Linked DNA regions of Homo sapiens: region 2 is linked to region 1. Evidence: chromatin loops called from intact Hi-C (ENCODE). Cell type or tissue: chondrocyte. All regions are shown on one strand. Links, peaks and the distances in the headings refer to the core of each region. The heading gives the core; the rest is flanking DNA.

What was found. Peaks named below come from ENCODE experiments on the same cell type or tissue, not always from the same donor. Only the 100,000 strongest peaks of a DNase experiment are listed, where the experiment ranks them.
Region 2: it touches region 1 in a loop (4-fold over the local background); 4 of 110 quality-filtered maps call a loop at or near these places.

What each region holds. Positions count from the first base shown.
Region 1 is chr15:60,617,076-60,623,028 of GRCh38, reverse strand. The region is part of intron 2 of RORA (RAR related orphan receptor A); the gene reads left to right. The region is part of intron 5 of RORA-AS1 (RORA antisense RNA 1); the gene reads right to left. Among named protein-coding and RNA genes, the nearest start is that of RORA-AS2, 62 kb to the left of the region's middle. RefSeq lists an enhancer at 2,228-2,728. In chondrocyte, for the core only: no CTCF peak of the experiment used is centred there; a DNase peak (open chromatin) is centred at 2,197.
Region 2 is chr15:60,671,844-60,677,796 of GRCh38, reverse strand. The region is part of intron 2 of RORA (RAR related orphan receptor A); the gene reads left to right. Among named protein-coding and RNA genes, the nearest start is that of RORA-AS2, 6.7 kb to the left of the region's middle. In chondrocyte, for the core only: no CTCF peak of the experiment used is centred there; no DNase peak of the experiment used is centred there.

The DNA.
Region 1 (5,953 bases), core at 1,126-3,625:
AAGATTATGACATGGCCGGGCATAGTGGCTCATGCCTGTAATCCCAGCACTTTGGGAGACTGAGGCGGGTGGATCACCTGAGGTCAGGAGTTCGAGACCAGCCTGGCCAATATGGTGAAACCCCATCTCTACTAAAAATACAAAAATTAGCCAGGTGTGGTGGTGCATGCCTGTACTCCCAGCTACTCAGGTGGCTGAGATGGAAGAATCACCTGAGCCCAGGAGGTGGAGGTGGCCGTGAGCCAAGATTTTGCCACTGCACCCCAGCCTGGGTGACACAGCGAGACTGCACCTCAAAAAATAATTGTTTTAAAATTATGTTTTAAAATTGCTGATCCTTTTCAGAATGATGGTAATAAAAGGCATTGGTATCTTGGTATTGTATTTCTTTCTGTTTGTTTGAGACCGGGTCTGGCTCATCACCCAGGCTGGAGTGCAGTGATGCAGTCTTGTCTCCCTGAAACCTCCGCCTCACTGCAACCTCCACCTCCCAGGCTCAGGTGGTTCTCCTATCTCAGCCTCCTGAGTAGCTGGGACTACAGGCACACATCACCATGCCCAGCTAATTTTTGTATTTTTAGTAAAGACGGGGTTTCACATGTTCCCCAGGCTGGTCTCAAATTCCCGAGCTCAAGCAATCTGCCCACCTCAGCCTCCCAAAGTGCTGGGATTACAGGTGTTAGCCATCACGCCCAGCCTGCATCTTGGTATTTTAGAAGCTGATTTAGTATCTTTTGTATTTTATACATTTTTGTTAACATTTTGTGTTAGTATAATTTCAAACTTATAGAAAAGTTGCAAGTGTAGCATAACTAACTCCCACCCACCCTTTATCCAGATTCACTAATTATTAACCTTGTGCTCTACTTGCTTATCATTCTCATCCCCATGTATAAATACTGTTATATATACTATTATAGAGGGAGTATACACATACTATGGGTACTACATGGAGGGAACATTCCGCTTTCCTTTTTTTTGAGTCACAGTTTCACTCCTGTTGCCCAGGCTGGAGTGCAACGGTGCAACCTTGGCTCACCACGACCTCCGCCTCCCGGATTCAAGCAATTCTCCTGCCTCAGCCTCCTGAGTAGCTGGGATTACAGGTGCCTGCCACCACGCCCGGCTAATTTTTGTATTTTTAGTAGAGATGAGTTTTCACCGTATTGGCCAGGCTGGTCTCGAACTCCTGACCTCAGGTGATCTGCTTGCCTCGCCCTCCCAAAGTGCTGGGATTACAGGTGTGAGTTACTGCGCCCGGCCCCCACCCTTTACTCTTTTTCAGTGTAGATTTCCTAGGAACATAGTCTTTCTCTTCCATGACCACAGTACAATGATCATAATCAGGGAATGTAACATTGATACAATACTGTTCCCCAACCCACAATCTGTTTTTGTATTTTTAAAGCCTCGCTTAAAAAGCAGGTGTGGGACAAAGATGATAAATGTACATCATAGCCTAATTAGGCCACTTGTTCACCTGGTGACCTCCCCACTGGAGTCATTCTTCAAAGCCCAGCTCTAACAAGGCACCCCTGCAAGCCTGTGCAGGCTGCTGTCCCCACCTGGCAGAAATAATTCTCTGCCAGGTAGCTCTCTGTGTGTGCCCCGGTTATAGCCCTTCATGTTATATAGCAACAATTTACTCTCTGGCTCCGCAGTGGACTATGAGCTTCTCTGGGTTTCCAGGGCCTAGTTGGGTAGCTGACAGATAATTGATGCTTAGGAGATGTTTGTTAAAAAATGGATGGGCAAATAGACAAATGGAAGCCTCTGGTGGGCTGAACTTGATAAAGAGGTATTTTCTTAAAAAATATATATATATATATTCGATGAAAGTTCAGAGATACACAATACAGTGGGTGAAATTATAAGTTCTTCTTAGGAACATCTTAGGGCAAGGAAGACATTGTGTATGGGATCTTGGCTCATGCCTCACTGCCACTCCCTCAAACTTTTGTCTCCTCCCTCTACGCCAAAGCATAGTAACTGCTGAAAGAATACAGTTATGCGCAGGAAGCGTGTATAGACTAGACTCCCTGAAGAGCTGGTGCCTGTGAGCATAAGAAACGCAGCCCGGGATTGCAGCACTTGGCAGCCCTGGGCTTTCCATCATTCCTGCCACGTTCACATGCAGTAACTTTCCGTGCCGGCTCTGAGCTGCTAGTGGGAGGCGGAGCTCCGGGCTGTCCCCCTCTCCCCAGCAGCCATCAGCGCCAGGGTGCCCGGCAACTGTGCCTTGGACTAACCCGAAAAGCCACACATCCCAGACCTGGGAGCACTCCAGCCAAACGAGTTTGTGGCAGAACCTGGTAACTTCCAGAGCCTTTGAACTGGAGTGTGGAGCTTACTGCTTTCCCAAACACTTCTCCTGGAAGATACTGTCACCAGCCAGCCCCTTGGTCCCAGCTGCTGCTCCCTCCCAGGTCCATGCTGGTGCAAGTGTCACAAAACAGACAGTAATTGAGTTCAGCCTTTATTGAGCAGCTACTCTGTGGCAGGTACTACCCTAGATTTGGACATTACCATGTTACTTAATTTTTATTTTCATTTAAAAATACGTACCATTTGCTGCATGCCAGACACTGTTCTAACCACTTAACACATAAGAACTCATTTGATCCTCATGACGGCCTATGAAGTAGGTTCTATTATGATTTCAATTTTTTGGATGTGGAAACTGAAGCACAGAGAGATTAAGTCACTTAAGGGATGAGATGTGGTCCCTGTCCTTATTTGAGCTAATACCATGAGGTCTTTTTCCCTTTCACATTTTCTATGTTATTTTCACTTACTTTCCATTTGATGGTTATCTCAAAAATATTATTCAGATCCATCTGTAAATATGCATTAATACTTACTGTGCACCAGATATCCTGGGACTCCAAAGAAGTCTAAAGTAGATTCCTCACTCTAAAGCAACAGAGTTTGGTTAGGGTAACGAAGCATCTATACTTTAGCTACAAAAGGAGATAGTGAGAGATGCTGACCGTGGGACCTTCAGGAGTTGAAGGGACAGGAAGAATCTTAGGGGCAGGAATGACTGGGGAAGACGTCAGAGAAGGTGGATGGAGCTCTTGGAAACCTGAATAAATGAACAGAGAGAATCAGCCTAGTGAACTACGGCTGTCTGTCCATTGAGGCCTGCAAAAGCAGGCAAAGATGCGGTACACCTTCTGCAGAAAGTGCCTCAAACAATGCCTGTGGTTCTGGATCTTAAAAGCATAAAGCCCTGAAATCTTGAGTGGTTTGGTGGACCTCACAGCTCCTGAGCCACAGTGAAGTGGTCAAGATGGATGATCCTTGTGTGATAATACATTATGACTCATTATGATAAAGTGGCAATACAGAAAATGTGGGGACCAACTTGTAGGCAGAACTCCCGCTTGTATGCAGACAGATTTCAATGCTATGAGATGAGGGGAAGGAGGGAAGCAGCTAATGTGTTTAGTGTTACAGGATTACTACTAAATTTCTCAGTTGACTTATATGTTATGATATTCTTATGCAATAAAATTTTAAAAGATTTTAGGAAACAAAGCAAAACAAAATTTCCTCAGCCCTGATGATTATGAACTGACGTAAAAGGCATCATCATGATACATCATCTGTGACTATGGGTTGCCATATTTGTAGCCCCAAGATAGTTTGTCCCCAAATTGTTCAAATGCAGCTGAGGTGGCTGCTGACAGTGCATAAAACTAAATTCAATCCTCAATAATAGGAGGAGTCACAACTTGTCTTTGTCTCCAAAGAAAGATGATCCATTGAAGAATGTGTGTCAATTTTTGTAGTCATTTCGTTACCACGATCATGCTTTAACTCGAAGAAAGCACCACTGAATCCTGGAGTGCACTTTACATTATGAAACATTACAGTAAGCAGTTGATGTCCAACATGATTGCAATTAGAGCTTAGTGAAGCACAAGAAGGGACAATCCATGTAGGATGCATTAGTGTAACTGTGTTTGCCAGGAACAAGTTTTAACCTTTTGTACAGCTGTTGAGGGAAAGGTGCCAGTATTCCCTGTGAGAATACCTGTCAAGTTTGCATTTGAACAGGGAACACCTAGTTTATGTTTGTGAAGACCACTCCCTTTTTATGCTGAGCACCTTTGGGCATGTGTCAGCAAGGAGGTGTTAAGGCAGATGGGAAAAACAAATGCATGAGCTTCAAACCCAGCAGATTAGCAAGATTTGGAGAAATGGCAAGGCAGGAAAAGTTACAAAGAAATCACCTATTCCCATAACATAGAAATGTTGGAAAGTGACATTTGGAGAGTGAGAAGGGGATTATCTTTAAGAGGTAAAACTCAAAAGAAGGATGACTTTCTCCTATCCTGAAATGAGAAAATACATTCATTTTTCTTTTTGTCATCAAAGTATAAAGAACATGTTACCTATGTATCCTGCCTCTTATAAAGCTCCTGGAGAATAAATACTTTTTTTTTAAGTTGTGTTCACATATTTTATAGTGAGTTGAAATTTGGTAGGGGCAACTATAACATAAAGTAGGTATCCTGCCTCCTAATATTTTAATCCAGTCATCCAACATTTGACACATTTTTGGGGCACTGCTGTGTGCCAGGTGCCTGGGGTGCAATACTGAACACAAAGGACGGGCTTCAAGATGTGCGTGTATGGGATCTGTGTCACCACCTGCTACATGTATCTGTAGGGGCTGTGTGGGTAGGCAGGGGTCAGAGCAGAGAGCAATGTAGCAGAGGTTGCCCTTGGCCTTGGCCAAAGTTGATTGAGTCTTGAATGCTGGTACCCAAGCATTACTCCATCACTGTTTCTGAGGATGGTGTTACTGTCAGATTCTTAGAGTCCCCAGTCACCTCTGCCCCACCTCCAGCAACACAGGAGAAGAAAACCAGCCAAGCTAAGTGTTACTGGCCAAGAAAAGAAAGATATGGATAACTATTAAAAGAACATCTGTTTAACACCTTATCTGTGGCCTGTAGTAGTCTATTCCTAACTGATAATTAAAAATTGCCCTCGGTTACAAGCCCCATTCACTTCTCTATGACTTCTTAGTTTTAAGAACCAGAGTTTGGCTTGCCAAGAGTACAGCAGACTTCTTGAGCACCTCTTATCCCTAGCTGCCTCTCTATTTTTCCCCCATACCCACAGCAACACCCTGACATAGCCAGGCCCAGCCTCTGGAACAGTCCTGCCCAAACTTGGGCTTAGCAACTGTTATCAAGAACTGGATGAACTGAGGCCTCCTTCCCACCACAGGGCAAATCTGCCCATCGCCAGGTTTGAAGTTCTTAATGAAGACCAGGCTGAGAAGAAGCTCACAGTTTTAGGTTTCTCTCTCTCTCCCTCTTTCTCTCTCTCTCTCTCTCTCTCTCTCTCTCTCTGTCTGTATGTGTGTATGTGCGTGTGTGTGTGTATTTTTTCTTTACTCTTTCTTCCTTCCTTCCTGATTAATATAGCTCATCATCCACTGTGCTATGAATCTGTAACACGCATTGAAATTGGCCAATGACAGTTCTGCAGGCAGTCCCTCCGGGGGAGTCTATGGATAGGATGTTCTCCAAGAGGAATTCTCACTGTCACGTTCTGCCTTTTGCGCAGTTGCTTCCTCAGACCTTGCTGCCTTCAAAACTCAGTACAGAGTTCACCCTTTGCTCCTGTGTTTCTGTGGTAAAAATAGGGCCCCCAAATTTCAATGGACCAGGTATGATTTCTTTGCCTCAATTAGTGGACAAGCACTTAATGAAGACTGGGGCTGGGTGCTCTCCCTTGTATGAGTGATTGATTGATTCAACAAATATGAGCAATAAAATGGCACCTACTGTATACCAGGCACTGTGATGGGTTCTGTGACTATAACACTGAGCCAGACAGATACACTCCCTGTCCTACTGTACTCACTAGTAAAGAATACATATCATCATATCACCCCTGCCTCTGATAAGTTGTGCTAGGACAGAAAGGAGAG
Region 2 (5,953 bases), core at 1,807-4,306, 54 kb before region 1:
TTTATGGCACAATACAGGGACAACAAGGATGTATCCCCCAATTTTTCCTAATTACACTTTAAATTTTTTTATTTCATGTGAAACGTTTGGGGGAAAACATCTGTATTACATCAAAGTAGTTTATCTTGTGCCTCAGTTGATTCTTGAAATCTGCTCTTGGGTTTGTCTGTCTGTCTATCTGTATTTGTAGAAAACAAAAATGAAAAAAAAAAAAAAGAAAAAACCAAAAAACGTCAAATTGGATGAGAAGTTGCCTGACTCTGAGGGCCCTGTCCTGCAGTCTCTCCACGTGGCTCTCTCATGGCCTTCAATGGAATGTTTGCTTGAGGAACAATGAAAAGGTCAGGCCCGTACTAGACACATGATCCGGATGGCACCTCCATCTCTCAATGCACAGTTCCAGTTGGCTGTCCCTCCATCAGGGTAGTCTGTGACCCTTAGCTTTTTGGGGGTTGTTTTGTCGTTGTTGTTGTTCTTGTTCTTGCTGTTGTCGGTGCATAATTGAGCTCATGATGACTGAGAGATTGACAGTGCAGGAGACTGAAGTCCTCTGTATATCCGCAGGGCAGGCATGGTACAGAGCGCTTCCTTGCACAGCCTTGCCCATGAGCTCGTCCCTGGCCCGGAGGGACCCACTCTAGAGGTGGTAAGTAATTCAGTCTTTCTGCTAGCTCAGTCCTGGGCCTCTCCCCAACAGGGGCTGATGATTGTGCCTACTGTTTATGGTGGTTTGGGGTATGGACTCCTGGCCACCTGGCAATGTACAGAAAGCTACTGACTGTTTGCATTATGACTTGGCTCTTAGATAAGTGAACAAAACCACTACTTCAGCTCCACTGGACATGAAGAGTACATCCCAACTAATAAGATAACATAGACAGAAATCTAGATGTTACCTAGTATACAGACAGTCCATATAAAGAGAGACATTCGAGGAACTGTCATCCCTGAGAATAATTTTCTTGGGCTATTGCAGAAACAATAACCTGTGGTTGAGTTTAAATTCATGGAGGGACTTAGATGACAGCATGAGAGTGGTGGCTAGAGAGGAAAAATTGGTGTTCTAAAAACAGACACTTGAACCAGGTGGGTCTTTCCACAAAGGCTTAAAGAATTTCATCAGCTATACTGGCTTTAATGCAAAATCAAGATATAGCCACACAGGGTGGACTTTGAGTGCCTTTCTAACTGTGAAAATCAGCAAGAAAATTCTTAGGCATTAAGCTTGAAGTCAATGTAGAAAGACTTAAAGCTCCTTTTATATAATGGACAGAAAGATTTGGATCAGAAATGATATTGTTTTGGTTGATGTTTACTTTCATGATTGGGGGAGAGGGCCCAGAATAAAAAATGGCCGAATGACAAAATTGGAAAGAATAGCACCTGAAAACACAGTTGACACAAAACTTTACATATGCCAAGGAGAAATTGAATTGTCCAAGTTACATGTTAGTGGAAGTCCTCCATGCCACTTGAACATGGAGATTGTTTTTGTCACCCAGCTCAGCAGACAGCCCATCGTATTTCTGATCTTAGCATCTCCACAGGGCCCACAGCTTGTGAGGAGAAAGACAATCAGTCAGTTTTTTCTCTAATAACAGTCACCCAAATTACTTCTTCTTTAGCATTTGTTGGATTTTTCTTGAAAACTGAACTGTCCTAACTTGCCTATACGTTTTTTTTTAAGATGTTAAATTCCAGCTCCTCTTAAATCATCTTGACATCTGTTCTTCAAAAAGTTTCACTATCAGTGAAGTGTATGAATTCATTTTTGTACCGTCTCAAAACTTCCATTTTTAGCCAGGGTTCTGGAAACCTTAGTCAAGACTTGACTACATAATCATCGACAGCTGAAGTCACCCGACATTAGCAATTTCAATCTTGGTTTCCTAACTGCCCTCACGGAGAGATTGTTCAACTTACAAATTAATATGTACAGCTGCAGAATATATTATCAGACCAGAGTGTCAGCTCACAGGTACACAAGACAGAGGTGCACATACTGCAAAATGAGCCTGAATAGTTGTGACACCAGATAGTATTTTAGTCCACCTTGTTATCTGGAAAGCACAGGTATTGTTTCTTTTAAAAAAAATAAATGTTTTGGGTGACTTGAGGCAGAAATTCCCATGAAGGGAAATTTGACTGTTAAGCTTCAGAGGAGCCCATGGACATAGTCTTTGGAGAACTCAGTTTCTCCTAAGCTTCTGAGAAGGGTACCTTAAGTGTTTGTTTTCTGTTTAGTTGGCCAGTGGGAGAAGACAAGCTTTGGAATTTCTAGTGTTTCTCGTGCCCAAATTGTTCAAGGAATTCTTATATTTGTGATGTTCTTCAATTGTTGATAGGAAATGTTGCTGTTGGTTTTTGGTGTGCAAACATAAAAGAGAGTTTTTAATATTAGATCAATTTTACACTGTGGTGTGGAATTGCAATTTAATTTTCCTGGGGATTATATAGCACATGTATTTGGTTGGACCCCTTCAAGATTGCTTTGCTTTGGTGTTTCACAAGTTTGTTCTGGTCTCTTTCCTGCTGAAATAGCCACCATGCAGATAAGTATCATTTTCGGAATCAGCTGCTGTGTTGGTTTTTATTATTTGCCAAGGACAACGAGTCATTCACTCCTGAATTCTTAGTCTAATTCTTCTTGGATAGTTCTGCATTTGCTACAACGTTACAAGAGGATAAATATGGAGGTGAAAAGATGCAACAAATCATCCTAGCTCTTTCCAGCTACTGGAAAGTTTAGCATCATGGAGTCCTAACCTCAGAGGACATATATCAGACAGCCACCACAACACAGACCCAAAAGATATCTGGTAGGCCCCTGAACCGTTTCCAGAGGCATCAGACCATTGCTGCTTCCTTCTGTTCTCATCCTTGTTTACAGTCCTTGTACCTCTTGTCCTAGCCTGCCCTGCCTGCTTTCTCCCACACTGAGGGACAGATACAGGCTTCTGAAAGGTGCAGGTTACTCAGTGGAAGCAGTCAGGAAAATGTGTCAGTTTACTCCCAACTTGAGTTGTTAATTTTCCCCAATAAAAACCCAAACAAGATACGCCTCTGAATCTTCGGAAATATTTTCAGTTAACGTGAATAGCCATTAAAAGGTAATCTAGTACATTTTCAAATGTTTGATTGTAGCAGGCTAATACCTACAATATAAAATTAAAGCACTGTGTTATTTATAAAAAGATTTAGTTCTCAATAGTAAAATATTTTAGCACAAATCAAAATATTTCTTTGAGAACTAATCTTTTGCATCCATTTTAAAAAGTGTTTATTGCAATCATTTAAAATGGAATAGGTTAATGTATTCACTTTTCACCCCAGAGACTTGGCTTTGAATTTGACTTAGAGAAAATTAGTTTTGAGGCCTCAACCTCCTCTCCATAGGCATTCATTGATATCACAAAATGAACCCAACAAGTTGTCACAATTGTTGCCATTTACTCAGGAGATCCAAAAACTAGAATAACCTTATTTTCTCATTTTTTTTCCTATCCTTGAGGCCATACTTTTTTATTGTAGACTCTTAGCAACCCCAAACTTGGGGCTCACCCACATTGTTTTCACAGTCCAGGAAAACTCAGGAACCATTCTTGGCAAAGCTAATGGAAGGTGCTTTGGTGATATAGTTAGTAGGTTTCCGTGGCAACCCATGTGACTCACAGTGACTCACGGCAGTTATAATTTCTGTTGCTGGCAGGGTGTTCCATTAGGACAGATGTGAGAAGAAGCCACGCTGAAGTTCTTTTAGTAGGCCTTCATCCAGATCCTGTCTGCCCATTGACAAATAGTCAGGAAAAGGGATAACCTAGTACTCACAAAGTAACTGGAAGATTCATTGCTTAGCTTACCAAGGCTACCAGCTATCTCAGACAGCAAGCTTGTTGGCAGTGGGTCATGACTAAAATACAGGTGCTGGCCTCTTAAGGGCTAATTAAGGGACAACTATTCATTGAGGACCTACTCTGCGCTGATAGGCTTTTTACCTTCCAGGCGTTTACAGACTAGTTGTAAGTAAAGACTAGAGGGAGACAAGATAGGGGATAGGGTGGGATAGAAGTGCATAATCACATAAAACAATCTGAAAACACAAATGCCAGGTGTACCAGTTCCATAAGTCGCTCATAACTGGAAAACAAACTAAGCTGGAAGTATGGGAGAGGAAAAGAAAACTAGAGAAAACATCGAGGATTCTCATATTGTGATCCAAGCATAAAATAGCAATAAAGCAAAAGGCAAAAATTTAACCCTGGGTGCTAAAACCTATCCCCGCTGCTCATCTCCACCCATTCTTACAGAGTAACATCTATTTAGTTTCTTCAAATCAGCCAGTCTGAGAAAGTAAAAATCCCTCTGTACTGTCTGGAAGCGTTTGCCTTGTTTAGAGTCAGCCTGCTCAGCTACAGCCAAGCCCTCCTAAGCTTAACAGGATTTCTCTGTCTCATCATATTAAAAATAAATGGATTGCACTTGGCCCTGCCAGTCAGTTCTTCCAAAGTAGAAGATTTGCATAGTCTTAAAGCCCACAGTTCATGGCGAGGACCTGTGAACTCCATAGAAAAACTGAATAGTTACCTGAGCATTTCCATCCCAACATCCAGTTGATTCAAGTTTGCCCAGTTAGTAGACTTGAGGTTCATGAATTGCATTTGGACAAAAAGTATTTGTATTCCCACTTCATAACATACGTTCCAAAGGGTGTGTTGAGATGGTGATTGGCTCTTTAAAATCCATAATCACTACCAGGGAGAAAACAAACATGCCTAGCCTACGAGGGATTGGTGTGGACTTGATAGACTTATTACATACTTGATAAATGCTTAGTTAGACATGATTAGATTGATTTTTTAAAAAGCGCTAGATGTCTATGACATAAGTTTGCAATATGCTTAGTTTCATATTGACAGTAATAATGGCAGAAGTAATAGCAGTAGTACCATTACTTGTAGTAGCAGCAGCAGCAATAGCAGGAACACCACCTACCAAGCAATCTGAATATTCGAAGCATTGTGTTTAATGCTTTACGTGCATTATTTCATTTAATCTGCTCATCAGCTTTAGGAGCTTTGTACTGCTTGCACCCGCATTTTAAATAAGAAAATGTACATGAGAGACAAGTAGCTTAGAGAAGTGAAAAACCTCGTTAGCTCACCCAGCTGGGCAAAGCCTGGAGTCAAAACAGAGTAGATTGCCCCCTTGTGCACACATAAGAGCCACACCGTTATCTCCAGTATCAACATTAACTAATACTTGTGGGGCACTGAGTGCTAGGCACTTCTCTAAGCACTTTCTAAGTGTTCATTTATTTATCTTTACTGCAACTTTGTGAGGTAGGTGTTGCTACTATCCCCACTTTACAGATGAAAACCGAGGTCCAGGGTCCTACAACTAGCTAGTATGTGGTGGAGCCAGGATGTAAAGGCAATCCCCAGTTTAAATGCTTTTAAAATGAAGAGCTTCATTTTTCAGAGTGGTTCTTCCACTCTAAAGTATAGGAAGAAAGCCAAGTGCAACATAGTCATTCTTACAATTGACCAAGGTTTCCTTTTACCTTACAACTATGCTACCTCCATAGGCTTCTAAGCTTGAAGAACAAACTGATTGTAAGAAAGGGGAATGTTATTCCCACTATGTGAAAAAAAGTATTTAAACAAAGTAGTCTACTGGAAACTGTACAGCGTTCTTACTTTATTATTTTTTTTAGAAGGGGACTCGCTCTGTTGGCCAAGCGGGAGTGTAGTGGCATGCGCGTGGCTCACTGCAGCCTCAACCTCTTGGTCTCAGGAGATCCTCCTGCCTCAGCTTCCCAAGTAGCTGGGACTTGCTCAGCTAATTTGTTTTTTATTTTTAGTTTTTTGTAGAGACAGGGTCTTGCTGGCTGGGCTTGGTGGCTCACCCCTGTAATCCCAGCACTTTGGGAGGCCGAGGCAGGCAGATCACCTGA